Regions from separate parts of the Homo sapiens genome. Here region 2 is linked to region 1. A link is an interaction called in ENCODE POLR2A ChIA-PET data of the cell type or tissue named here. Cell type or tissue: Panc1. All regions are shown on one strand. Each heading gives the region's core, and the rest is flanking DNA. Links, peaks and the distances in the headings are about the cores only.

Region 1 (11,054 bases), core at 1,838-9,837:
ACGGTACTGGAATTACTGGCATGAGCCATTGTGCCTGGCCTTGCAACTTCCCTGCTTCCATCCTATCCATCTCCCCGTCGCTCACTTGGCTCCAGCCACATGGCTGATCCTCCAGAATGCAGGCTGGTCCAGCCTCAGGGCCTTTGCACTTGCTGTCCCCACTGCCCAGAGCTCTGTTCCCTCCTTTCTTCTTCCGTCACATCCTCATCAAGGCCTCAGCCTCAGATAGGAAGCCTTCCCCAACCACCCCCTCCTTCCAGGCCCCACAAACATGGGGTATAATATGCATTATACCTGTCCATTTCCACATCCAGACCCCAGGGATTTTCTTTTTCTTTTTTTTTTTTTTTAAGACAGTCTTGCTCTGTTACCCAGGCTGGAGTACAGTGGTGCGATATCTCGGCTCACTGCAACCTTTGCCTCCTGGGTTCAAGTGATTCTCCTGCCTCAGCCTCGAGAGTAGCTGGGATTACAGACATGCGCCACCACGCCCTGCTAGTTTTGTATTTTTAGTAGAGACAGGGTTTCACCATGTTGGCCAGGCTGGTCTCGAACTCCTGAGTTCAAGCGATCTGCCCATCTCAGCCTCCCAAAATGTTGGGATTACAGGCATAAGCCACGGCACCCAGCCAACCCCAGAGATTTAATTTCCACATTGTCTTGTGTGATTATCCAGTTATTTTTCTCACCCAGAGGTTTGACAGCCTCTCCGAGACCAGACCTTGTCTGTCCTGGTCATATCGTAGACTCAGGGCAGGCCCAGGGTGTATACAGCAGGTGCTCAGTTAATGCATGTGGCTTAGATGAATGGGCAGTATCTGGGAGGGCTGTCCTTGTGGTAGTGATAGCATTGGGGGTTGGGGGTGTTGTTGAAGAAGGCCATGAGTTGGGCGCTCATAGGCAAAGTGGCTGTTCCAGGCAGCAACAGCATCGTCAGAGACACTTTCCTTCTGGAGCCTCAAATCCCAAGGGCAGGAAGAATGTGGATTTTCTACCTAGGGCACTAGGAGCCATAGAGTGTGGTGCTGGGAGCGGCACAGATATATGGGCAGGTGGGAAGCGCTGGGGTAGTCCCACTAAAAAGGGACCGTTGAACGGGGGTGTCTGTATATCTACCTGAGACTTTGGCATTTACAGTCACAGCACATGCAGGGAGAGTCAAATGCCAATGTCACAGAGTTTGTCAGGGACAGGGCTAGGATATGACCCCTGGGAGAGGGATTCACCCAGGAATGCAGTTTTGTTTTGCTGTGAGAGCAATAGGGAGCCATGGAGGGTTTGTGAGCAGGGGGAAGGGCATGATCTGGGGAGCAGTGGGCCGACACCAGAGATCAGTGGCTCAGCCAGCCTTTCATGGAAGGCCTTCACCGTGGCAGCAGGCCCTCTGGATTGTCAGCTGCAGCCCTGTTTTGCAGAGGGGGAAACTGAGGACAAATGAGCATGGGAGAAGGTTCTCTCCCTGCTACAGATGTCAGGGCAGTGGGTGTATGTAATAGGGGGTGTGTAGGTGTTACTGGGTGTAGCTGTGGCTGGGGACGAGGGGGCAGCGCCTTTACCGAGTGTGTGCAAAGGTGTGTCCCCGTGCATATGGGGTGGCTCAGCACGTAGTGACAGCAAGTGGAGACTGTGGCCCCATCCCCACTTGGGTCCCCAGACTCAAGAGAATCTGCACCCCGCATGAGGCTTGGGCTGCATACCTGGGGGTCATAGGTGACCACTCCCATACTCATCACCATCTCTGGTGGTCTCAAAACCACCATCTCCCCTGGTCTCAAAACAAGTCCCAAATCCACCCACTTTTCTCCACAGCTTCAATATTCCCCTCCCAGACACCGTCCCAGACCCTTACTGGCCTCCTGCTACCTTCATTCCTGTCCCCCAGCAGTCTGCTCCCCATAGCAGACACAAGGGGGTTTACAAACGTAGTCCACATCATACCCTTTCTCTGCTCAAGCACCCTCCATGGCTCCCCATTGCTCCTACAATACAATTGCACTCCTCCCTGCAGCCCACAAGGCTTATGTGGTCAGCCCCGCTGGCATTTTGCCCTCAGTGCTGCCTCAGAGAGTTGTGCCCTTTGCCTGGGACACGCTTTCTGCATAGCCAGCTCCTTCCTCCTCCATTTCTGGCTGGCTGCAGCATTACCTCCTCTGAGAGGCCTCCTGGCTAAAGTCGCCCCTTGCAGTGTTCTCTCCTTTCTCTTCCCTTCTCAGCCTTGGTATTTGAAATTATCTTTTTTTTTTTTTTTTTTTTTGAGACGGAGTCTCGCTCTATCACCCAGGCTGGAGTGCATTGGTGTGATCTCGGCCCACTGCAACCTCCACCTCCCGGGTACAAGTGATTCTACCACCTCAGCCTCCAGAGCAGCTGGGAATACAGGCATGCACCACCATGCCCAGCTATTTCTTTTGTACTTTTATTTCTTTTATTTTTTATTTTTTTTTATTTTTTTGAGACAGAGTTTCGCTCTTGTTGCCCAGGATGGAGTGCAATGGTGCTATCTCAGCTCACTGCAACCTCCGCCTCCTGGGTTCAAGCGATTCTCCTGCCTCAGCCTCCCAAGTAGTTGGGATTATAGGGACGTGCCACCACGCCCAGCTAATTTTGTATTTTTTTTAGTAGAGACTGGGTTTCACCTTGTTGGCCAGGCTGGTCTCAAACTCCTGACCTCAGGTGATCCGCCCGCTTCGGCCTCCCAAAGTGCTGGGATTACAGGCGTGAGCCACCACGCCCAGCCGAAATTATCTTGCTCATTGAATTGTTTCCTGTTGGCTGGGCAAGGTGGCTCACGCCTGTAATCCCGGCACTTTGGGAGGCCAAGGCGGGAGGATCACCTGAGGTCAGGAGTTTGAGACGAGCCTGGCCAACATGGTGAAACTCCGTCTCTACTAAAAATACAAAAAAATTAGCTGGGCGTGGTGGTGCAACACCTGTAATCCCAGCTTCTCGGGAGGCTGAGACAGGAGAATCGTTTGAACCCAGGAGGCGGAGGCTGCAGTAAGCTGAGACTGCGCCATTGCATTCCAGCCTGGGCAACGAGAGCGAAACTCTGTCTCAAAAAAAAAAAATTTGTCTCTTTAGCTATGAAGCCTGGGCCCCAGCATTGGGCCTGGACTGGGTCCCAAAGTGTCCTGTGGCCCAGGAAGGGGCATCCCTCATGATGACACTGCCCCTGACTTGCCTGGGCTGTCATGACAGGAGGAAGCATTAATTCAGTCCTTACGGTGGGAGACACTTCTGCTTCCATAGTGAACACATATTGTACCCTCAGCCCTGTTCCAGGCTCTGTGTCTCAGATTTTATTCTGTTTTCAGTATGGGGGATGTTACGCATGGGGAAACAGAGGCCTGGAAGTTAGCCTGATGCTATCGTTTATAGAGATAAATTATATATAGATATGGAACATATACCAGGTGCCCTTGGAAGCGCCCCCTTACATCTGATTTGTGTAATTCTCATGTCAGTTCAGTTTTCCTCCAATTTCACAGTTGAGGAGACTGAGGCTGGAGTTCAATCAGGTGGCTGCTTCCTAACTGAGGCAGGGCTGATGGCCTTTCCCGCCACACACAGACAGAGCATGTCAGACGCCCCGACTCAATTTGCCAAACACACCCTCTATGCCAGTCCGGTGCTGGGAGCTGCTGGGACCCTAAGGAGCCCCCAGCCTGGGGAAGACATAGCCGGACAGACAGGAAAGCGGGTTTTTCAGAGGAGAGGACGCAGTTTTGCCAGGCTAGATTCCAAGCAGTGGGGCCAGGGTGGGCGTGGTAGCATGAGCCGGCCAGGACGCTGGGGTGGGTCTTGGGTGCCGCACTGAGAAGGGGTCAGTGCTCTGGGAGAGAGGAAAAAGATGGAGGGAGCGATTAGATTTACATTTTAGCAGAAAGGAGCCAAAATGCCTGCCCCTAGCTCGAGGTTAAGGTGCTGCCAACGCCCCGCCCCCGCCGCCCGCGGTCGTAGCAACGCCCGGCCTCAGCCGCCCGCGGCCCTAGCAACGCTCCGCCTCTCCGCCCGCGGCCATGGCAGCGCCCCGCCCACTCGCCGGCACGCGGGTCCGCCGGCCTCGCTTCCGCGTCGCTCGCTCCGCCTCCCGACAGGCCCCGCCCCCAACGGCCCCGCCCCCGCACTCGCCTGGGCGGAGTTCCAGTCGCGCTCGGGGGCGCGCGCTTCCTTCTCGCCGCCCCCCCATCCCCGCAGCCCCGTGCGCCCCCCTCCCTGTCCGGCTCCGCGGGGCTCCTGGGGCCGATCCCACCGCCGAGGCCTCCCTTCCCGGCCTCGGGCGGCTGCGGCGGCACAAAGGGAAGCAGCATGTCCGACCCCAGCTACTGGACGGCGGTGGCGGCTCCCGGCCATCGGAGCCGCCTGGCAAAAGGCGCGCTGCTGCAGCGCTCCAAGAGGTAGGGGGCACGGCGCCGGCGAAGGCTCGGCGGCCAGCCGAGCAAACAGGAGTTGCCAGAAGTGTGTCCTGGCCGCGTGGCGCGGACCACGGCGAGCGTCTGTCTGTGGCAGCAGTGGGAAGGGGGGAGGACGCCTGTGGATCGAGGTGTCCCCTGGGGTCCCTGGCACCCTCCTTTCGCCCCTCGTTCCCTGGACTGGGGTGTCTGTCCGCCAGCGTCGCAGCTGGGGTGGTGACAGACAGGAGTGAGTTGAGATTGAGCTAGGATTTGAACCCGGGTGTCCAGGGCTGGGCAGAACCAGGGAGGAACTTCTTGGAAAAACTGAGGCTGATCTGCCGCTGGGGGTCCATTCAGCAGAAATGTTGGCTCAGAAGCAAATATTTACTGCACGAGGCTGGCATTTGGGTGGGGTGTCAGGAGTCCAGATAGTTGGGGTTAACCCCCGCCAAAGCCTCACCGCTCTTGGAGTCTCAGTTTCCCCTTTTGAAAAGCAGAGAGGATAAGTGAGGGCTGTGGATTCTACCAGACCTGGGTTCAAATTTCGACTCAGCCACTACCAGGCTGTGTGACCTCAAGTAGCTCCTTAACCTCTCTGTGCTTGGGTTTCTCATTGGTGCTGGACTGGGGCAAAGTCTGGGCGGTGGGACCAGCTACCGAAAGACCTTGAATGCTGAGTCCAGGGCTTAAACTTACCTCCAAGATCGTGGGGAGCATTGGAGGGGGAATATGGGTGCCAGAGGGATGAGGTGCAGGAGGCTGGCTTCAGGCCCCTGCTTTCTGCCACATTCTCTCTGTTGTGTCCTGGGTACCAAGAGAGGATCGTTCTCAAATGGCAACTTCTCGAGGTCCTGGATCTCCTCCAGGAAGAGTTGAACAAACAGTCGGCCCTGCATAGATGCTTGGGAAGTGAACAGATGATGCTTAGTTCTCCTTTGAGGCCTCACATTTGGCCGTGTTTTCAAGAAGACCTCGCCCAAGAACAGGAGGGAGGGCAACGAAGTGTTTTTCCCAAATGCTTTTGGAAGCAGCAAGTGATACAGCAGGATCGGGGAGGGAGGGTGCTGGTGGTGCAGTGTGGGGGCGAGGAACCAGGTGAGGGGCTGGGAGAGGATGTGGAGACAGCCAGGTGAGCGTGCATTGAGGGGTTGGCAGGAAGTTTTGCAGAAACCTGTGGGTTTCACTTTTGCTTCTGCAGCTCAGGCTGGGAGACAATCACTGTGACTGTTGACATCTGTGGCTTCAGTTTCCCAGTCTGGAAAATGGGCTCAGCTGGTCATTCCCAACTCTGGGGCTTGTTGGAATTGGCAGATGTTGGGGATGTAATTCACTCAGGAGGCACTGGCTGCCCTCCCGGCGTGAGCCAGGCCCTGTGAGCATTGTCTAGGCAAAGACAACAGTGTATGTACCCGAGTCCGACCCAAAGCTGAGCACTGGATGTGGTAGGTTTCATCCTTCAAGGTAGAGATGAGGAAACAGGCTCAAGGGGCAGCCACATGTGGAGACGTAGACAGGCTGGGCCTCTTCTCCCTGCCCACCTTGTCACCTGTGTCCTTTGATGATCATACGCTTGTTCTCCCATGGATTGACCTGCTCCGAGCATTCTGCCTGGGACCCCATTTCTGCACCTCGGAGGCCCCGAGACTTCATCTCTCCCTCCCCGCGAGATTCTCCCGCCGCTGAGCTGCGTTGGCGGCTTGGGGTGTGTGGGCTGATGCTCTTGTGGAGCAGAGCTGTTGCTGGGCAACTGCTCTGGTGGGGCGGGGGACGGTGTCGCTCCCAACTTCCTTCTGTCAAGGTGTGGGCTGAGGCCAGGGCCCAGGTGGGAGAAGAAGCCAGGCAGGGTGTGAGAGACCTGGGCCAGGGATCTGGTGGCCAGAAGGGAACTGGGATGGAAAGAGGAAAACGTGGGCAAAAGTTCAGCAGAAGAGGCAGGACTGTGAAAGAGGTTGCATTTAGGGTTTCTAGTTGGGTCACATTGGCATTTTAGGGGCATCTTGAGAAGAAGGAGGGTTGTCAAGAGATGGGAGCAGGGGCTTCAAGAGGGGTATATAGAATGGGGTGTCTCAGCCCATATCTGGGCTCCAGGGTGTGTTTGGTTCACCTGATTTGCTGGTGCTGCTGGCAGTAGCCATGGTACAGGGAAAAGTGTGGGGGTGGGACTGTGACACAGAACCCTGAAAAGCTGGTCCAGGGGCTCCTGGCCATATGTAGTGTCCTCCATCAGGCTAGAAGCACTTCATGCCATTGCTGTTAATAACAACACTGCCAATAGTTTGTGTTGGTTTTTGTTATTGTTTTTCAGATGAAGTTTCACTCGTGTCGCCCAGGCTGGAATGCAATGGCACTATCTCAGCCCACTGCAACCTCCGCCTCCTGGGTTCAAGTGATTCTCTGCCCCAGCCTCCTGAGTAGCTGGGATTATAAGCATGCACTACCACACCTGGCTAATTTTTGGTTTTTTTGTTTTGTTTTGTTTTGTTTTGTTTTTTGAGACGGAGTTTCACTCTTGTTGCCCAGGCTGGAGTGTAACGGCACGATCTCACCACAACCTCCACCTCCTGGGTTCAAGCGATTCTCCTGCCTCAGCCTACCAAGTAGCTGGGATTACAGGCATGCATCACCACGCCCAGCTAATTTTGTATTTTTAGTACAGAAAGGGTTCCTCCCTGTTGGTCAGGCTGGTCTCAAACTCCTGATCTCAGGTGATCTACCCACCTCGGCCTCCCAAAGTACTGGGATTACAGGTGTGAGTCACCATGCCCGACCTAATTTTTGTGTTTTTAGTAGAGACGGGTTTCACCATGTTTACCAGGATGGTCTCAAACTCCTGACCTCAGGTGATCCGCATGCCTCGGCCTCCCAAAGTGCTGGGATTACAGGGATGAGCCACTGTGCCCAGCCTTGTTTTTGTTTTTTTAAGAGAGAGGGCCTTGTGCTGTCACCTAGGCTGGAGTGCTGTGGCACCATCATGGCTCACGGCAGCCTTGACCTCCTGAGGCTCAAGCGATCCTCTTGCCTCAGCCTTCTGAGTAGCTGGGACTACAGGCGTGCACCACCACACCCAGCTAATTTTTAAATTTTGTATAGAGACGGGGTCTTGCTATGTTGCCCAGGCTGGTCTTGAACTCCTGGCTTCAGAGGATCCTCCCACCTTGGCCTTCCAAAGCACTGGGGTTACTGGCGTGAGCCACCATGCCTGGCCAGCAGTAGTGTCAATAATAAGGAATGTTAGTTGAGGGGTGATTCCCTCCTGGGCCTTGAAGACCTGGCTAAGGGCCATGGGGGAACCCAGCTGGGGGCAGAGTGGGAGTGGCCATGTCCAACATCCCATCCTTCTCCAGAACGGGCTGCGAGTGTGATTTAGGCTGGGCAGGTGGCTTAGCGCGGGGCCCTGGGCAGCCACCTACCCTGTCCCCTTTTCCCCCCACAGCTGCCGCAGCGGGAACCGCAAGAGCTTGGTGGTAGGAACGCCCTCCCCGACCCTCTCCCGGCCCCTGTCGCCATTGTCGGTCCCAACGGGTGAGTGTGGGAGCAGCCAGCGGGTGCTGTGTCCTGCCTCTGCCCCGCTGACTCAGTTTCCCCGCCTCCTCCTCAGCAGGCAGCAGCCCCTTGGATAGTCCTCGGAATTTCTCGGCTGCCTCTGCCCTAAATTTCCCCTTTGCCCGGAGGTGAGTGATTGCCGGCTTTGGGAGACAGTGCGGGCACCACGGGCAAGGGTTGGGCAGGGGCACGTGCTCGGTGGCTAGACCTGGCTCCTCATTCATTTCATTCACCTTTTCCCCTCCCCTGGCCCGTCTGGTGGTGGTCTCCCCCTCTGGCTCCCATTCCCGGCAAATGCATGCCATCTTGCAGCCACATCCCACGCATGGACAGGTAATTTCAACCAGCCCAGGGGGTGGGGGGTCATGGGGGGATATAGCCCTAAGAATCATTAACTCACTAAAGAAATCATTCATTCATTCACTTAACAAGAGCTGATTGAGCACCTGTCATGTGCCAGACGCTTGCATTTCATTTATTTATTCATACAACAACATTCATTAAGCACCCACTGTGTGTATGCTCTGTGCTGCGGGCTGAGGGCATGGTCGCAAATGGGCAGCTGGCCCTGAGCCCCTGGGGAGTCCTCCGTTTGGTGGGGGGTGGTCAATGTGTGCCCCAGAAGCTACAGCTCAGAGGTTGAAGCTTTGACAGGGGACACAGTGGCAGCTGGACTCACGGGGGGGCTTCCTGGAAGAGGTACCTAAAGAGAGAGAGCATGCAGTGGACTTGGTCAGCCTGTGTCTCTGTTCTTGGTTATTTTCAGGAGATCCTTCCTACAACAGGGCCAGAATATGCTGGCCACAGTGTCTGTTCTTAGTCCCCACAAACCACAGGGGCCAGGCCTTCCTTCCATCTGTTCTTGTTCCCCTCTCCAGGGCAGACGGCAGAAGATGGTCCCTCGCGTCTCTCCCATCTTCCGGCTATGGAACCAACACACCCAGCTCCACCCTCTCGGTACCCATAGCCCCACCTTGGCAGGTGGACAGGCAGATGCCGGGTTGTGGGGGGACACATCTTTGTGTGTTTTTTTCAAGGTGTTGGATAGTTGTGCAGTCAGCAAACATACTAGTTACTTCCTCCATGCACGCCCCATTCTGGGAAATGCAGGGTCCCCTGAGAAGACCCAGCCTTGGCCCCAAAATAGTCCCTGGTTGGGGAGATACAGATATCCTCAGCCTATGGGGTCAGGGCCTGACCAGAGGGGGACTTGGGGCTGCCCAGGGGTACAGGCAGAGAGGACTTCCTGGAGGAGAGGGCATCAGAGCTAGGGTTTTGAGGGATGCATAGGAGCTAGGCAGGAGAAAGGATGTTACCTTCTGATGGCCAGCAGGCAGCCTGGGCCTTGAGGGGTGGTGCTGGGTTCCTGGCCACAGCACTGACGGTGAACTCATGGCTCTGATCCCCACCACTCTCTACCAGTCAAGCTCATCCTCCCGGGAACGTCTCCACCAGCTTCCCTTCCAGCCGACGCCGGACGAGCTGCACTTCCTGTCCAAGCACTTCCGCAGCTCAGAGAATGTGCTTGATGAGGAAGGCGGCCGGTCACCCCGCCTCCGACCCCGCTCTCGCAGTCTCAGGTGGGCCGCGACCTCTGGCCCCAGCCCCGGCCCCTCCCTGGGCTGGTGTGGAGGCCCAAGTTGTGGCTCCTCCTTCACCCCAGCCCTGACCCTGCCTGAGCCTAGCCTCTGATTCTTGTCCCTCAACCCTGGCTCAGATCCCCCAACATCCTCCCCTGGGGTTGGTCTCAGGTCCCATATCACAAGCCAGCTGTCTTCCTTTCAGCCCGGGCCGTGCAACGGGGACCTTCGACAATGAGATTGTCATGATGAATCACGTGTACCGGGAGAGGTTCCCCAAGGTGGGCAGCGCCTGGCGGCTGGACCAGCCCCTGCACTTCTTTCCACATTGCTGTCCCTCCATGGAACTCTGTCTTCCTGGCTATGTCCCCTTTGCCAGTCTGTTCATTTCTGTCTTTCCTTCCCCTTCCGTTGAAAGATGTCGTTCCTCCTGCACCAGCCCTCCCACCCGATCGCCCCATTGCCCCATCTCCTCTCTCCCCAACCATGCCTCTCCTGCCCCATTCTGCGTGTGTCACTCCAGCCCCGCCCTCTGACCAGGTCGCCCCGTCTCGCCCCACCCAGGCCACAGCACAGATGGAGGGCCGTCTGCAGGAGTTCCTGACGGCCTACGCGCCCGGCGCCCGGCTGGCGCTGGCTGATGGCGTCTTGGGCTTCATCCACCACCAGATCGTCGAGCTGGCCCGAGACTGCTTGGCCAAGTCTGGCGAGAACCTCGTCACCTCCCGCTACTTCCTAGAGATGCAGGAGAAGCTGGAGCGGCTTCTGCAGGATGTGCGTGGTTTTTCGCATGTTGAGGTTTTGCATGCAGTGGGACGTGGAGTGAGGGGGGTCCCCAGGCCAGACGGTGCTGAGGACCTGTGGGTGATGCCACGACCCACCTCCCCCAGGCCCATGAGCGTTCGGACAGTGAGGAGGTCAGCTTCATCGTCCAGCTTGTCCGGAAACTGCTGATCATCATCTCACGGCCAGCTCGGCTGCTGGAGTGTCTGGTAAGTTTCTCTTTCTACGGCCAGCTTGGGGTCCAGGCAGAACTGAGATTGGGACCACAACAGTCCTGCCAAGATACAGGTGACAGTTCCCATCGTGTAGGGCTTTGAGAGGAACACAGGGTGCTATTGGGCTAGCGTGGGCTTCCCTAAGGAGGCAGCGGGAGTGGAGACCCAGTGGGTGAGCTGGGAAGGGTGCTCCAGGCAGAGGGAACAGCATGTGCAGAGGCCTGCAGGTGGAACCAAGCCCTGGGTGACCAGCCCTCCTGTGCCCCTAGGAGTTTGACCCTGAGGAATTTTACCACCTGCTGGAGGCGGCTGAGGGCCATGCGCGGGAGGGCCAAGGCATTAAGACTGACCTTCCACAGTACATCATTGGGCAGCTGGGCCTGGCCAAGGACCCCCTGGAGGGTAAGCCGGGATGGGAAGAGGAAACCAAGGCTGGGAAAGGCCGGATGGAGGCCAGGCACGGTGGCTCACACCTTTAATACCAGCACTTTGGGAAGCTAAGGCGGGCAGATCACTTGAGGCCAGGAGTTCGAGACCAG
Region 2 (11,054 bases), core at 2,792-10,791, 130 kb after region 1:
CAGGTGGATCACAAGGTCAGGAATTCGACACCAGCCTGGCCAACATAGGGAAACCCCATCTCTACTAAAAATACGAAAATTAGCCAGGTGTGGTGGCACACGCCTGTAGTCCCAGCTACTCAGGAGGCTGAGGCAGGAGAATCACTTGAACCCGGGAGGCGGAGGCTGCAGTGAGTGGAGACCACACCACTGCACTCCAGCCTGGGTGACAGAGCAAGACCCTGTCTCAAAAAAAAAAAAAAAGTAAAACAATAAAACATGCAGTAAATAAGCAAATGAATAATAACGATAGTACTAATGGCTAACATTTTCTGCACAATCACCCTGTATAAATGCCGTTCCAATAGTACATGGATGGGCTCATGAAGGTATAATGAAGCCATTTAGCACCATTATTTCCATTTAACAAAGGAGGAAATGAAGGCTCAGAGGTTAAGTAACTAGAGCCCAAGGTTGCAATTCATAAATAAAAGCAATTCTGAGCTTCAGTGCCGAGTTCCTTGAAGGAAGGACTGAATGGGAGAAACTAAATGAGATGCTGTTTCCAAGCAGGCTCTGGGTAAATGCTGGATACATTTTAAGAACAGGCAGAATCAGTCTGAACGGATGCGTTGGGAGTGTGAGCTCTTCAGCGCAACAGATCTGGGTTCAATCCAGGCCACGTGGTCCAGGGCAAGCGGCCTCAGTTTGCCCATCTGGGAAATGGAGGCGAAAGGGGTACGGATCCCTCAGAGGTGTTGATGATAAAACAATGGGACCCACGTGCGCCAGACACAGGCTGTGTGCTGTCCGCGGTGCTGACCCCAGAATGGGGCACAAAACTGGAACTCACAGCTTTGGGGTAAGGCGATCAGTGAAGACAAATGTGGAGATGGGAGAGGTGGGGTTCAAAGAGATGGCCCAGTCTTCCCCTACTGTCCTCCTGAGCCTCACCAATGAGCCTATCTCCACCACCAGACTGAGCATTAAAACTGGGAAACTGGCCAGGCGCGGTGGCTCACGCCTGTAATCCCAGCACTTTGGGAGGCTGAGGCAGGCGGATCGCTTAGGGTCAGGAGTTTGAGACCAGCCTGACCAACATGGCAAAACCCTGTCTCTACTAAAAATACAAAAATTAGCCGAGCATGGCGCTTTGCACCTGTAATCCCAGCTACTTGGGACGCTGAGGAAGCAGAATTGCTTGAACCCAGGGGGTAGAGGTTGCAGTGGAAAGATCTGGGCAACAGATCTGGGCAACAGCACTCAGGCTGGAGTGCAATGGTGTGGTCTCTGCTCACTGCAACCTCTGCCTCCTGGGTTCAAGTGATTCTCCTGCCTCAGCCTCCCGAGTAGCTGGGACTACAGACACATAGTCCCCATCTCAAAAAATAAAAAAGTAAAAATAAAAATAAAAAAGCTGGGAAACTGCCAGGCATGGTGGCTCATGTCTGTAGTCCCAGCACTTTGGGAGGTTGAGGCCAAAAGTGAGTTCAAAACCAGCCTGGGCACCCCGTCGCTACAAAACATTTTATAAATTAGCCAGGTGTGGTGGTACATGTGCCTGTAGTTTCAGCTCCCAAGGAGGCTGAGGCAGGAGGATTGTTTGAGCCCAGGAGGTTGAGACTGCAGTGAGCTATGATTGTGCCACTGCTCTTCAGCCCGGCTTACAGAGGGAAACTCTGTCAAAAAAAAAAAAAAAAACGGGGCTGGGCACGGTGGCTCATGCCTATAATCCCAGCACTTTGGGAAGCCGAGGTGGATGGATCACAAGATCAAGAGATCGAGACCAGCCCGGCCAACATGCTGAAACCCCATCTGTACTGAAAATACAAAAAAGTTAGCTGTGCCTGGTGGTGCGCACCTGTAGTCCCAGCTACTCAGCAGGCTGAGGCAGGAGAATCGCTTGAACCTGGGAGGCAGAGGTTGCAGTGAGCCGAGATCATGCCACTGCACTCCAGCCTGGCAACAGAGCGAGACTACGTCTCAAAAAAAAATGGGGAAACTGAGGTCCAAGACCATGCTGCTAATCAGGACCAGAGCCAGGGCAAAGTGGGGTGGGAGGAAGAGGGTGCGGAGAACGGATGTGAGTTGAACTTGAACTTCTGTGTGTGTAAGGGATGCAACATAGCTCATTTCCTTGCCTATGAGTGGAGGGCCCTCTGACTCGTGTTGTGGAGGAAGACATCAAAGCTTGGAGAGAAAATGACCTGCTTGCTGGGAGTCACACAGCTGGGGGCTTGAGCCACGCTCAGATCTCATCCTTCTAGGACTGTTCCCCGCATTTGAGCACAACTTGTCCCCACCCTTTCCCAGGGGCACCTGAAATTTAAGGCAGAAATGCAAGTGCTCTACAAGAGGCCTCCCTCGGGAGAGTTCCTGGTAGCTGGGAGGGTGTGTCGGGAATGAAGAGGGTGGGGTGTGTGGGGACAGTTAGCATCTCCCAGATGGGAGGCCCCTGAGATGTCAGCTGCTCATTTTCTTTTTTCTTTTCTTTCTTTCTTTTTTCTTCTCTTGTTTTTTTTTTTTTTTTTTTTTTTTTTTTTGAGATGGAGTCTCGCTCTGTCGCCCAGGCTGGAGTGCAGTGGCGCGATCTCGGCTCACTGCAAGCTCCGCCTCCTAGTTTCACACCATTCTCCGGCCTCAGCTTCCCAAGTAGCCGGGATTACAGGCACCCGCCACCATGCCCGGCTAATTTTTTTGTATTTTTAGTAGAGACGGGGTCTCACCGTGTTAGCTGGGATGGTCTCGATCTCCTGACCTCATGATCTGCCCGCCTCGGCCTCCCAAAGTGCTGGGATTACAGGCGTGAGCCACCGCGCCCGGCCAAGACAGGGTCTTTCTCTGTCACCCAGGCTGGAGCGTGCAGTGGTGCAGTCTTAACTCACTGCAGCCTCGACCTCCTAAGCTCAAGGATCCTCCCACCACAGCCTCCCAGGTAGCTGAGACTACAGTCACACACCACAACTCCCAGCTAATTTTTGTATTTTTTGTAGAGACAGGATCTCACTATGCTGCCCAGGCTGGTCTTGAAATCCTGGGCTCAAGCGATCCACAAACCTCAGCCTCCCAAAGTGCTGGGATTCCAGGCTTGAGCCATGGCGCTGGGCTTGTCTGCCCATTTTCCTGCTGGGAAAACAAGGTTCCAGATGGGAGAACTCCCTGCACACATTCCTATTTGTTCACGTATTCATTGAACAAATGCAAAAAAATAATTCACCTCGTGTTAGGAAGAAAAGAAAACTGGACAAGGGTCTGGGAATGAGGGAGTGGATCACATTGCTGGGGTGAGTTAGGGAATTTTCTGAGGAGGTGGCTTTGAGCCGAGGCCTGAAAGAGGAGAAAGAGCTGGCCAGGAGAAAGATAGGGGAACAGCATACCAGGCAGAAGGAACAGCACCTGCGAAGGCCCGGAGGTGGCAACAAGTTGGTAGGTTTAAGAAATGGGAATTGGTAAGCCAGGCACTGTGGCTCACGCCTGTAATCCCAGCACTTTGGGAGGCCGAGGCAGGCAGATCACCTGAGGTCAGTAATTCAAGACCAGCCTGGCCAACATAGTGAAACCCTTGTCTCTATAAAAATACAAAAATTACCTGGGTGTGGTGTTGTGTGCCTGTAAGCCCAGCTACTCGGTAGGCTGAGGGAAGATAATTGTTTATGCCCGAGAGGCGGAGGCTGCAGTAAGCCGAGGTTGCACTGTTGCACTCTGGCCTGGGCAACAAAGGGAGACTCCATCTCAAAAAAAAAAAAAAAAAAAAAAAAAGCCAGGCACAGTGGCTCACACCTGTAATCCCAGCATTTTGGGAGGCTGAGGTGGGCAGATTGCCTGAGTTCAGGAGTTCAAGACCAACCTGGCCAGCATGGTGACACCCTGTCTCTACTAAAAATACAAAAAAAAATAGCCAGGCATGGTGGCATGGGGCAGTAATCCCAGCTACTTGGGAGGCTGACGTAAGGGAATTGCTTGAACCAGGGAGGTGGAGGTTTCAGTGAGCCAAGATCGCACCACTGCACTCTAGCCTGGGCCACAGAGCAAGACTTTCACCTCAAAAAAAAAAAAAAAAAAGGGAATTGGGAGCCAAGGGCCAGGGTGGAGGGAAGTTCATTGCTTCAGGGGCTGGGTGAGGACTTAGGATTTGATTCTGGGAGAATGTTGAGGTTTTGAGGAATGTGATCTACTTGGGGATCACAGGAAGCCTGCTGTGGCCAATTTGGAGAGCAGGGCCTATCCCTGGGGCAGAGGCTAGAGCAGTGGCCAGGTGATATGGACCAGAGCGGGGCCTGTGAGTGGATCTGAGATATGTTTTGGGGGCTGAAAGACAGGCCATAGCCACGGGGTGTGAGAAAGAGAAGATTCAAGGGTGACTGGTGACTTTTTTTTTCTTTCGAGACAGAGTTTCGCTCTTGTTGCCCAGGCTGTAGTGTAATGGCACAGTCTCACTGCAACCTGCAACCTCTGCCTCCCATTTTCAAGCAATTCTCCTGCCTCAGCCTCCCGAGTAGCTGGGATTACAGGTGCCCACCACCATGCCCAATTAATTGTATTTTTTAGTAGAGACAGGATTTCACCATGTTGGCCAGGCTGGTCTCGAACTCCTGACCTCACGGGATCCACCCACCTAGGCCTCCCAAATTGCTAAGATTACAGGCGTGAGCCACCACATCCGGTGGTGACTGGTGATTATTAAGCATGATTACTTGTTTTTCAGAAAGCCAGGAGTCACACAGTTACCTGGGGAATGGGGCTGCCATTACTTGCATGGGGAAAATTGGGGGAAGCACCAGGCTTTGGGTGGGTTCCAATTTCGCTGGAGCATCACATGAGTCCCAGATGGAGCCAGCAGAGGCAGCTGAATGTTTGGATCTGGAATTATGGGGGACCTGGCTCAACTGAAGGTGAAACAGACCTAACAGGTCTGGGGGCAGTTGCCAGCATCTGGCTGTTGGTCAGATGCGGGGGTGCTCCCAAGAGCCCTGATTCCTGGGACCCAGCCAGCTATCCCTCCCCCATCTGGAGTGGAATGGGGTAAGGATGGGGCTCCCAGGGACTAGGGATGGGGTATAGTGGGGTGTCCTCTGGTCTCAGCTGCAGCACACATCAACCTACCACTCCTGATTTTTTATCTTTTATTTTTGAGACAAAGTCTCACTCTGTTGCCCAGGCTGGAGTGCAGTGGTGCCATCTCGGCTCACTCCAACCTCCAACTCCCTGTTTCATGTGATTCTCCCACCTCAGCCTCCTGAGTAGCTGGGATTACAGGCGCCCACCACGATGCCAGGCTAATCTTTTTTTTTATTTTTTATTTTTTTATTTTTAGTAGAGACAGGGTTTCACCCTGTTGGCCAGGCTGGTCTCTAACTCCTGGCCTCAAGTAATCCACCCACCTCGGCCTAAAGTGCTAGGATTACAGGCATGAACTGCTGCACCTGGCCCTGCTACTCCTGATTAATTGCCCTCTTCATTAAGAAGCTGGGATGGGGATGGAGGGCCTGATGGGAGGCTCCTGGGTGGGGAAGGCCTTCGTAGGAGACCCTGAGCTACCTCCCCTTTTTGTTTTGTTTTGTTTTTTTTTTTGAGACGACGTCTCACTCTGTCACCCAGGCTGGAGTGCAGTGGCGCAGTCACAGCTCACTGCAGCCTCGGCCCCCTGGGATAAAGCAATCCTCCCACCTCAGCCTCCCAAAGTTCTGAGATTACAGGCGACCGCGACCACACCTAGCTGAGAGCTCCCTTTTGTTGTTGTTGGGTTTTGTTGTTGTTGTTGTTGTTGTTTGTTTTGGTTTGTTTTTTGAGACAGGGCCTTCCCTCTTGTCACCCAGGCTGGAGTGCAATGACGCGATCTTGGCTCACCGCAACCTCCGCCTCCTGGGTTCAAGCGATCCTTCTGCCTCAGCCTCCCGAGTAGCTGGGATTACAGTCATGCACCACCACACCCAGGTAATTTTGTATTGTTAGTAGAGACGGGGTTTCTCCATGTCGATCAGGCTGGTCTCAAACTCACAACCTCAGGTGATCCACCTGCCTTGGCCTCCCACACTGCTAGGATTACAGGCATGAGCCACAGTGACCAGCTTTTTTTTTTTCTTTTTCTTTCTTTCTTTTTTTATTTTCTGTTGAGATGGAGTCTCACTCCTTCACCCAGGCTGAAGTGCAGTGGCGCGATATTGTCTCACTGCAACCTCTGCCTCCCAGGTTCAGGTGATCTTCCTGCCTCAGCATGCCGAGTAGCTGGGACTGCAGGCGCGTGCCACCATGCACTGCTAATTTTTTGTATTTGTAGTAGAGACAGGGTTTCACCATGTTGGCCAGGATGGTCTCGATCTCTTGACCTCATGATCCGCCAGTTGTGGCCTCCCAAAGTGCTGGGATTACAAGCATGAGCCACTGTGCCTAGCCTGTTGTTGGTTTTTTGTTTGTTTGTTTGTTTGTTTGTTTGTTTGTTTGAGACAGAGTCGCACTCTGTTGCCCAGGCTGGAGTGCAGTGGCACAATCTCGGCTCACTGCAACCTCCACCTCCTGGGTTCAAGCAATTCTCCTGCCTCAGCCTCCCAGGTAGCTAGGATTACAGGTGCCTGTCACAACACCCAGCTTATTTTTTGTATTTTTAGTAGAGACAGGGTTTCTCCAGGTTGGCGAGGCTGGTCTCAAACTCCTGTCCTCAAGTGATCCACCTGCCTCAGCCTCCCAAAGTGCTGGGATTACATGTGTGAGCCACCGTGCCTGGCCTCTTTGCTGTTCCTTAAACCTGCCTCGGGGCCTTTGCATGTGCTGTGCCATCTGCCGGGGACACCCTTCCCCCGGCTGTTAAAATGGCCAGCTGCTTGTTTCCATCCATACTTCAGCTAAAATGTCAACTTCCCGGAGAAGGCCCTCCTGCCCAGCTCGAGCAGTCTCATGAGCACTCACCCAACCCCACATTTTCTCTTTTTTCTTGCCTTAACATCTGTCTCATGAGCCCTGTCATTTTGGGGCCTGTCACTGCAGTTCTGTGTCCTACACACTCAGCATGTGGCTTGGCACACAGCGGGTGCCCATGTGCAGGTGAAATGACTGATGCTGTGAGCTGAGTGTGGGAGAGGTCATCAGAAGGTCCTTTATTTATTTATTATTATCATTATTTTTTGAGACGGAGTCTCGCTCTGTTGTCCAGGCTGGAGTGCAGTGGCGCAATCTCAGCTCACTACAAACTTCACCTCCCAGGTTCAAACGATTCTACTGCCTCAGCCTCCCGAGTAGGTGGGATTACAGGCACCTGCCACCATGCCCAGCTAATTTTTTTTTTTTTTTTTTGAGACAGAGTCTTACTCTGTCATCCAGGCTGGAGTGCAGTGCAGTGGTGTGATCTTGGCTCACTGCAACCCCTGCCTTCCGGGTTCAAGCGATCCTCCTGCCTCAGCCTCCCAAGTAGCTGGGATTACAGGTGCCCGCCACCACACCAGGCTAATTTTTTTTTTTTTTTTTTTGAGATGGAGTCTCGCTCTGTCACCCAGCCTGGAGTGCAGTGGCATGATCACGGTTCACTGCAGCCTCGACCTCCCGTGCTCAAGCAGTCCTCCTACCTTAGCCTCCCAAGTAGCTGGGACTACAGGCGTACACCACCATGACTGGCTATTTTTTTTTTTTTAATAGAGATAGGGTCTTACTGTGTTACCCAGGATGGTCTTGAACTCCTCGGCTCAAGCGATCCACCTGCCTCGGCCTCCCAAAGCGCTGAGATTACAGGCGTGAGCCACCGCGCCCAGACTACCCTTTTCCTTTCCTCTTCCTGCAGATGGCTGGAGTGTGGATAAATAAACATTAAGGCATATGCAGCTACGCCTGCCCTAGGAGACCCGAGGCTCACCCTGAGCACCCTCATTCCACACAAAGTTAGCCCAGTTTTTTAACACACAAAAACGCTGAGTTCTGGCCAGGTATGGTGGTTCATGCCTGTAATCCCAGCACTTTGGGAGGCTGAGGCAGGTGGGTCACTTAAGATCAGGGGTTCAAGACCAGCCTGGCCAACATGGAGAAACCCGTCTCTACTAAAAATACAAAAATCAGCCGGGCGTCAAGGCTTGTGCCTGTAACTCCAGCTGCTCGGGAAGCTGAGGGAGGAGAATCACTTAAACCCGGGAAGCAGAGATGGCAGAGAGCAAAAATCACATCACTGCACTCCAGCCTGGGCGACAGAGTGAGACCCTGTCTAAAAAACAAAACAAAACAACAACAGAAACCACTGAGTCCTAGAGAGGTTACCAGCCACTCAGGTGATGGGCCTGGGATTTGAATCCAGCCCCCGCAGGGTTTTCCTCTTGGCTCAGTTTCCCAGAATGGGGGCACTGGCTGTGATCTGAAGTTGTGACCTCATGACCCACTGCTCAGGCCCGGGGGCAGCCAGGTCCCCTTTTCTTGGGTGAGTCAAAACCTTGTGTCCAGGCACAAGGGATCTCCTGCTCCCAAAAGCAGTGGCCACAGCCCTGGGCTGGACAGTTGGATCAGGTCCCCAATTCCCTGGTGGCCTCTCTGGGCCTCAGTGGGCCCCTGTGAGCTGGTCCCCGAGCAGCTCTAAGTGTTTCTTTTTTTTTTGGTGGTGGGGACAGAGTCTCACTCTGTCTCCCAGGCTGGAGTGCAGTGGCGTGATCTCAACTCACTGCAACCTCCGCCTCCCAGGTTCAAGCAATTCTCCTGCCTCAGCCTCCAAGTAGCTGGACTACAGGCATGAGCCACCATGCCCAGCTAAGTTTTTTGTGTGTCTAGTAGAGACGGGGTTTCTCCATGTTGGCCAGGTTGGTCTTGAACTCCTGACCTCAAGTGATCCGCCTGCTTCGCCCTCCCAAAGTGCTAGGATTGCAGGCGTGAGCCACCGCGCCTGGCCAGCTCTGGGTATTTCTCAGTAGAGGGTCTCTGGGATCTCCCCACCATGGCCTGGGCCACCCCCACCCCCTACTCACTTCACTCAGCAGGAAGGAGAGTGTTGTCCTGCTGTGCCTCATGCTGCTGGCATCTGTGGCCCTGCAGAAATGGTTCTGAGACCTCCAGACCACTGGGAGCCCAGGTACGGCCCTGTGGGACACCCCCTAGACAGAAGCTCACTCCCACACTCTCTGCACCCTCCCTTGAACCCCAAGGAACTAAATCAAGGTGGCATGGACCACACCACAGGCACCAGTGTGAGACACCCGCCCGGACCTTGCAGCGGTCCCCATCCAGGGACAGCAGCCAGGTGCCCAAAGCCCCTCCCCACACCTGTCCAGGTTCAGCAGCCTGGGTGGGGGCATCAGGACTGGCGAAACAAGGTCTCCTGGCCCCAGACACATGGGAGACCCATTCAGCTCCCAGAGTGGCTCTGATGGTTTCAGGGGGATTACGAGACCCCAGCACCTCTCCTGAGACGCCCCCAAGCTCAAGAATAAGCTTGCTCCAGGAGGCCCAGGCATGTCTGGCACTTACCACCACTGCGGAGTCCTGCCTGGGTCCCATGACCTGCTGGCTAGTGAGGGAAGGAGGGGAGAAAATGACCTGACCAAGAGGGAGGCCCAGGGCTCCCTCAACACCCACTCAGCGGAGCCCCTTAACTGTCTGGGCACCAGGCCAGGACATAATCCACACACTTTCCTTGGGTGAGGCTCCCAGTGGGTGGAGGGCAGAGTGTCCAAGAGGGCCTGAGGGGACGAGAGAGTGGCCAAGAGGGTGGCCGGGCATGGAGGGGGAGGGGCGGGGAGGGCAGAGGAAGGAGGGGGGAAGGAGGGAAGGGAGGCGTAGGAGTGAGGAGGCTGGGTGAGAGGTGTTAAGATTAATTGTTCATGTGTTTGCATATGATAGAGTGAGAGAGAGGGCGCGAAGGAAGATGGTGGTAGGGGACCAGCAGCTCTGGGAAGGGGGGGATTTTATCAACTCAGGGTCTAGGATATCTGCTTCCAAGCAGAGCCCATGGGGTGTGGCCTAAGGAGCTTGGGGGCTCCAGGAAAGTTGCCCGCTGTGCTGTGCCGCCCCGGGTAGATCAAAGACCCTCTCTGGTCATTGGCTGGGCGCGGTGGCTCACGCCTGTAATCCCAGCACTTTGGGAGGCGGAGGCGGGTGGATCACGAGATCAGGAGATCGAGACCATCCTGGCCAACATGGTGAAGCCCCATCTCTACTAAAAATACAAAAAAATTAGCTGAGTGTGGTGGCAGGTGCCTGTAATCCCAGCTACTTGGGAGGCTGAAGCAGGAGAATCGTTTGAACCCAGGAGGCAGAGGTTGCAGTGAGCTGAGATCGTGTCACTGCACTCCAGTGTGGGCAACAAGAGCGAAACTCCATCTTATTAAAAAAAAAAAAAAAAGAATGGCTTGAACCCAGGAGTCAGAGGCTGCAGTGAGCCAAGACTGCACTACTGCACTCCAGCCTAGGTGACAGAGGGAGACTGTCTCAAAAAAGAAAAAAAGAGAGAGAGATGGGGTTTTGCCATTTTGCCCAATTTGGTCTCAAACTACCAAGCTCAAGCAATTCACCCACCTCAGCTTCTCAAAGTGCTGAGATTACAGTGGTAAGCCACCATGCCCGGCACCCCCAGTTTTGTTTGTTTGTTTTGAGACAGGGTCTCACTCTGTCACCCAGACTAGAGTGCAGTGGTGCAATCTCAGCTTACCGCAACCTCTGACTCCCAGGCTCAACCAATTCTCCTGCCTCAGCCTCCCTAATAGCTGGGATTACAGGCACACACCACCACGCCTGGCTAATTTTTGTATTTTTAGTAAAGATGGGGTTTCACCATGTTGACCAGGCTGGTCTTGAACTCCTGACCTCAAATGATCCACCCACCTTTGCCTTCCAAAGTGCTGGGATTACAGGTGTAAGCCACTACGCCTGGCCCTATTTTTTTTTTTTTTGAGATGGAGTCTTGCTCTGTTGCCCAGGCTGGAGTACAATGGGGCGATCTCAGCTCACTGCAACCTCCGCCTCCCTGGTTCAAGCGATTCTCTGCCTCAGCCTCCTGAGTAGCTGGGATTACAGGCACCTGCCACCACGCTCAGCTAATTTTTGTATTTTTAGTACAGACAGAGTTTCGCCATGTTAGCCAGGCTGGTCTCAAACTCCTAAGCTCAGGAGATCTG

Evidence for each region. Peaks named below come from ENCODE experiments on the same cell type or tissue, not always from the same donor. Only the 100,000 strongest peaks of a DNase experiment are listed, where the experiment ranks them.
Region 2: POLR2A ChIA-PET joins it to region 1 with 12 read pairs; 4 of 35 experiments call an interaction of 5 or more read pairs at or near these places.

Annotation. Positions count from the first base shown.
Region 1 is chr19:18,113,858-18,124,911 of GRCh38, forward strand. It overlaps MAST3 (microtubule associated serine/threonine kinase 3), which reads left to right. Exons shown (of 28, transcript NM_001393504.1): 4 at 7,828-7,916; 5 at 7,996-8,065; 6 at 8,816-8,894; 7 at 9,360-9,517; 8 at 9,723-9,798; 9 at 10,082-10,291; 10 at 10,408-10,509; 11 at 10,785-10,917. Among named protein-coding and RNA genes, the nearest start is that of MAST3, 22 kb to the left of the region's middle. RefSeq lists a silencer at 3,852-4,311 and enhancers at 4,044-4,915, 4,402-4,451, 8,303-9,502. In Panc1, for the core only: no CTCF peak of the experiment used is centred there; no DNase peak of the experiment used is centred there; H3K4me3 peaks cover 1,589 bases; H3K27ac peaks cover 1,445 bases.
Region 2 is chr19:18,238,763-18,249,816 of GRCh38, forward strand. It overlaps a transcript of PDE4C not described here. Among named protein-coding and RNA genes, the nearest start is that of CIST1, 11 kb to the right of the region's middle. RefSeq lists an enhancer at 9,579-10,482. In Panc1, for the core only: no CTCF peak of the experiment used is centred there; no DNase peak of the experiment used is centred there.